Regions from separate parts of the Homo sapiens genome. Here region 2 is linked to region 1. Evidence: read pairs that join two places in POLR2A ChIA-PET (ENCODE). Cell type or tissue: A673. All regions are shown on one strand. Links, peaks and the distances in the headings refer to the core of each region. The heading gives the core; the rest is flanking DNA.

Evidence for each region. Peaks named below come from ENCODE experiments on the same cell type or tissue, not always from the same donor. Only the 100,000 strongest peaks of a DNase experiment are listed, where the experiment ranks them.
Region 2: POLR2A ChIA-PET joins it to region 1 with 5 read pairs; 2 of 35 experiments call an interaction of 5 or more read pairs at or near these places.

What each region holds. Positions count from the first base shown.
Region 1 is chr13:72,997,756-73,000,676 of GRCh38, forward strand. It overlaps PIBF1 (progesterone immunomodulatory binding factor 1), which reads left to right. Exons shown (of 18, transcript NM_006346.4): 17 at 1,067-1,240. Among named protein-coding and RNA genes, the nearest start is that of KLF5, 60 kb to the right of the region's middle. In A673, for the core only: no CTCF peak of the experiment used is centred there; no DNase peak of the experiment used is centred there.
Region 2 is chr13:73,109,342-73,112,262 of GRCh38, forward strand. No RefSeq gene overlaps it. Among named protein-coding and RNA genes, the nearest start is that of KLF5, 52 kb to the left of the region's middle. In A673, for the core only: no CTCF peak of the experiment used is centred there; no DNase peak of the experiment used is centred there; H3K27ac peaks cover 542 bases.

The DNA of each region.
Region 1 (2,921 bases), core at 289-2,788:
AAATTACCTGTTACATAGCCTACCACTGTTCTGTTCTGATAAATAAAGATTAAGAAGAGTTTAGCCTGTCATCTCTCCATATACTTGTATATGATGTATCAATTTAGTAATTAATCATAAATACCCACTAGTGTTATGTACTAAAGATTTGTCTATGGATATGAAAGACAAATACACTTGGGAGCAAGAACGGGTGAAATTTTTGATCTCTTCAAAAAGTTCATCACAATTAATTCTTAGTTCAAAGGGCAACTGAAGCCAACCCCACTTATCATTTGTAAAAGGATAAGGGATAATACAGCTAAAGAAATCCTGAATCTGTATTAAACTTACTGTTTAACTGCTGACTAGTAGCCAAGATTGGATTCTTTTTCTCTACCATCTTTATATAAGAATTCAAAGGAAATGCGACAGTTTAAAAGAAGAAGAGAAAAAGTTAAATGCTTAAATAGTCTACTCAGCGAATATATGTGGAGCATCTACAGTGGAAGGTAGCTATGCCAGTGGTTCCCAAATTTGTCTGTCTATTAGAATCACTTGAGATCTTCAAAAATTCCAAAATACAAAAAAATTAGCTGGGCGTGGTGGCATGCGCCTGTAGTCCCAGCTACTCAGGCACTGAGGCAGGAGGATGGCTTGAGCCCAGGAGGTAGAGGCTGCAGTGAGCCGAGACCACACCACTGCACTCCAGCCTGGGTGACAGTGAGATCCTATCTAAAAAAAAAAAAAAATTCCAAAGCCCAGGCCACACCACATCAATTATCTCACAGTCTCTGGGGTTGGGACACAGTCATCACTGGCAATATTTGAAGCTCCACAGGTGATTTCAGTGTGCAGAAAAACGTGGAAACCACTAGACTATAGAATGTTGTAATTGTCAGTTATATTAAATGAGTATTAATGATCAAAAGATTCATGTGCATGATTCTAATTACTATTTTATTTTCACAACTTATGTGTGTAGTATAATTGTTTCTTCTACTTAAAAATATTTTAATATTAATCATTATTAGTCTGCTTGCTAAAATCACTCTTGCTACTTTCTTCTGTTTTCATATATCAACAGGAATTGGCAGCAATGAAACAGATTCTCGTTAAGATGCATAGTAAACATTCTGAGAACAGCTTACTTCTCACTAAAACAGAACCAAAACATGTGACAGAAAATCAGAAATCAAAGACTTTGAATGTGCCTAAAGAGCATGAAGACAATATATTTACACCTAAACCAACACTCTTTGTAAGTACAATTTTTAAAACTCATAATTTTAATATTCCTGATTCTTACTAAATGTATTTTAGTTAATTTTTTCCTTTTACATTTATGAAATGAGTAGATTCCACAAATATGTTTCATGAAAAGACCTTGAAGGATTTGCATTAATCCATTTTCTAAATGTGTATATTACCTATCTTATAGATGATAGTATATTTTACTGTAATTCCTCATAAAGTGTGAAATCAATTAACATAAACTGAAATGCATTGTTAGCTAAAAATATATGTGCACAGAAATTAAAGAAAAAGAAATAAGAAAAATTTGGATTAAAAGGTAAAATACCAAAAATATGTACAGTTATTATGTGCCAATTTTTAAAAATAGAGAAAATAAATTAGGAAATATTGAAAACTATATATTTTAACAAATAATAAGAATCAAGATTAAAAGGCAAGAGAATTAAAATAGGAGTAACATTATTAAATATTCCATTTTACTTCAAATGGTTTCTCAATCATGCTTTCATTTCTCAGGAGAAACATGATTTTTATCTGCTAAACATAGAGACTCAAAACCAGAAAGATTTTCTCTGATATTCTGATTCAGTGAGTCCCCAGAATCTTAATTTTTTTAACTCCCAAGTTGAATATAATAGTCAAATATGAGAACTTCTGATCTCAGTCATTTTATTATACATGCAGATAATGCTACTGAAGATTAATAGGATGAAAGAGATTTTTTAGTGATTATATAATTCAACCTCCCTTTTTAAAAAAATGAAAGTTGCAGTTTAGATCAAATAAGAGACAATTGGGCAGACATGGTGGCTCACACCTCTAATCCCAGCACTTTGGGAGGCCAAAGTGGGAGGATCACCTGAGGTCAGGAGTTCAAGACCAGGCTGGCCAACATGGTGAAACCCTATCCCTACTAAAAATACAAAAATTACCCGGGTGTGGTGGCACACGCCTGTAGTCCCAGCTACTTGGGAGACAGGCAGGAGAATTGTCGGTGCGATGGCACCACTGCATTCACCACCTTGGCGAGAGAGTGAAACTCTGCCTCAAAAAATAAAATAAAATAAAATAAGGGACAATTATTTTAAGGATACGTGTGGCAGTAATGTAGACTAAGCTGACAGGCGGGAGAAAACAGGATGGCTCAGTTGACTAGCCTGGACACAAGGCGGCTGAGTCCATGCATCTTTTCCTCTGTAGTACATCAGCTTCTCTTTGTTTCTCCTCTAGTTTCTGCTTACTCATGTTTTCCACTTCCTCATTAACTTGCTCACAGCCCTTTGTCTTGAAACAGGTTTCTGTACATCCTTTCTGCATCTACTCTCTTATAATGTAGTTCTCCCTGTATTTTCCAAGACTAACAATCTAATTGGCATAGCTAATTCTTGTTGGGTGATACCCCTTTTTGGCAAGACTTCCTAAGCTTATTACCCAGCCTACAGAATGGCTGCCCTTAATGGTGAGCAGGAGTCACACAGTTCCAAATACAGCTGCCGAGGACTGTTTATTAAGGGCTATGGCTAGGCAGGTTTTGCTCAGAGAGTGGGCAGAGATTGTGGCAGACACTATGCTGTGTCTATTATAATCTATAGGAAGAAAGCAGATTGAATACATACACATTAATGGGAAATAGGGTCAGATGAAAACCACAAGATACAGCTGAATACTTAAAGCCTGTCAGCACT
Region 2 (2,921 bases), core at 284-2,783, 110 kb after region 1:
TTTCTTTTATTTTCTTTCATTTATTTATTTTTTTAAAGAGACAGGGTCTTACTTTGTCACCCAGGCTGGAGTGCAGTGGTATAATCATGGCTCGCTGTAACCTCAAACTCCAGGCTCAAGCGATCCTTCTACCTCAGCCTCCCAGTAGCGGGGATTGCAGGCATATGTCATCATGCCTGGTGAATTTTTAAATTTTTTTGTAGAGATGCACTTTGCTATGTTGCCCAGGCTGATCTCAAACTTCTGTGCTCAAGCAATCTTGCCACCTTGACCTCCTAAAGTGCTAGGATTACAGGCATGGAGCCACTGCACCTGGCCCACTTATTTTTAAAGACTTCAGAACACAGGGACTCAGCCGGGTGCAGTGACTCATGCCTGTAATCCCAGCATTTTGGGATGCTGAGGTGGGAGGATCATCTGAGGTCAGCAATTCGAGACCAGCCTGACCAACATGGCGAAACCCCGTGTCTACTAAAAATACAAAAATTAGCCGGACATAGTGGCGGGTGCCTGTCATCCTAGCTACTCGGGAGGCAGAAACGAGTAGCTGGACCTGGGAATCAAGAATTGCTTGAACCCAGGAGGCAGAGGTTGCAGTGAGTGGAGATCATGCCTCTGCACTCCAGCCTGGGTGACAGAGCGAGACCCATCTCAAAAAAACAAAACAAAACAAAGCAAAAACAAAACAAAACAAAACAAAACAAAAAAAGAAAAGAACATAGGACCTGAGAAAAGCAGTATTTTGTAATGATTCTTTGGCAACAGTATGCAGGAATCACTGGAGCAGAAAAGACACCCGAAGCAGGGAGGCTGGCTGGAATTGGATACAGTAATCTAGAGTGGGTAGAACTTTATCTAGAAGGATTGTGGTGGTCATGGAGAGAAATAAGTAAAAATAGAGCGTTAAATGAGAGCTTACTACATGCTGGAAAGGCATCTTATTCTCATAACAACCCAAGGTGATACTGATATAAATTCATGTTAGCATTGATTTTCTGATATGGAAACTGTGGTTGAGGAGGTGAACTTGTGACTTGGACCCAGAGGTGGTATGTCTTAGAGCCAAGGTTTGAGCCCCGTATGAATCCTAAATCACTATTTAGATGGAAGAGATTAATGTGGGAGAAGTAGACATTTTGGCCAAAGAATAGCCATTCAATCTAGCCAGGAAAACCCTGGGTTAGACAAACTTAAAAACAGGTCATTTTCTCTCCCTTAATTTCTAGACCTCTATGGTGTCCTCTAGGGTGTCCTAGACCTTTATGGGGCTATTGCACATAGTGAATCTGTAAGAGAATTTAGTCTGAGGAGCATGTCTACACTGGCGTCGTGCAGAAGGCATTTGGAAAATGCTGGCGTGAAATCTTCCTTCCTAGCCATGCTAAGCTCCAAAATCAGGAATACCAGGGGGCCATCAGGACTGGAAGTGAGGGTATTCCAGGGACTGCTAGAGAGCCAGAGGTTAGGACTGGGGTTAAGCAAAAGCAGAAAATAAGAGAAGCAGACACAGGAGGCAGCTATCAGCCTGACAAACTAGATTCAGGGACTTGCACATTCAAAGTGGGAAGGTTTAGGTCACAGGCAAATTAGTTCCAGAGAGAACCTAGTGCCTGGAAGTCCAGTTTCTGCTGCCTGCTGCTGGGTCCTTCCTTGCCTCACCTGGCTGGACTCTGCCAGGTCAGCCTGTCTCTACTTCGGCATCTCAAAGCGTTAAGGCCGAGCAGCTGATGCTCTTGATGCGGGGATTAACAGAGGTTAGTAGTTTTTCCTGGTTAGAAAAAGTGTAAGAGAATTAGGTTGTAGCGGGAGTGGTTTGATTTGGTTGATACCCTGGAGGCCCAGAGTTGTGAAATTTTACTTTGACTCAAGATGAAATTGGGAGTAATTCTAATGAGAAAAGAAAGTGCTTGAGGAAGAGGATTCTTGCTGAAATCTGAGGCTTTGGAAGGAGAAAAGGTTAAAACAAAACTACAGCTGAGTTTAAAACCCAATACCCCTTAAACACTGGCTGGCTTTAAAACTCTACTACAAATGATTAGAGCATTAGCCATGATTTCTAAAGCTTGCAATTTCACTTATGAATCTACACACTGATTACATTTTGGATACATTTGGCAGCCAAAGTAGACCAGGAAATCATTATTGGATAAAAAGGGCCACACAGGAGGAAGTTTTTATTGGCAAATACCAACTTATATATTCACAGAATCCTATCGTCTTAGTCCTAGAAGGAATCTATCCCCCCTGCCTTACGAAGGCCTTCTCTAAAATGTGTCCAAAGAGACAGCAATCTCTTCTCATTTAATAACCTGCCCCCGCTTCCAACTCTCTGAAATGTATTCCAACCTCTGATACTCCTATCACATTAATTTAAATCCTTTTTTTTTTTTTTTTTGGTTATCTCCTCTGTGAACATGGAAAACAGTTATCATCTTTTCTTTCAAAACCCTTCATATTCTAGAAGGCTATAATTACATTTCCCTCAATTTTCTCAGCTTTTGATGGAATAATATACATGTGTATTTCTGACATTTGTTGACTTCTGGGGATGTGTAGGGCACTGAGCGTGTCACATAAAGTATCTCATTTAGTTCTGACAAAAGCCTGCATAATATTTATATTGCATAAATTTTATATAAATATAATAATAACACATGATTATAGATCCCCCCCCCACTTTCTATCTAAAGTAGAGGCTCCTTGTAAGCTGGAATTCTTAGCCCCATTTGAGAGATAAAGAAATTGACACTTGAGGTTCAGAGGTTAATAATACCTTTCAAACAGTTGGTAAATAGAAGAGCCAGGATTGAAAAACTGCCGATGTTCATGTGAACACAGGGATTAAATTTCCCAAACCTTTGAGTCGACTTCCCTACGACTATTTTTTTTTTTTTTAGATGGAGTTTTACTCTTGTTGCCCA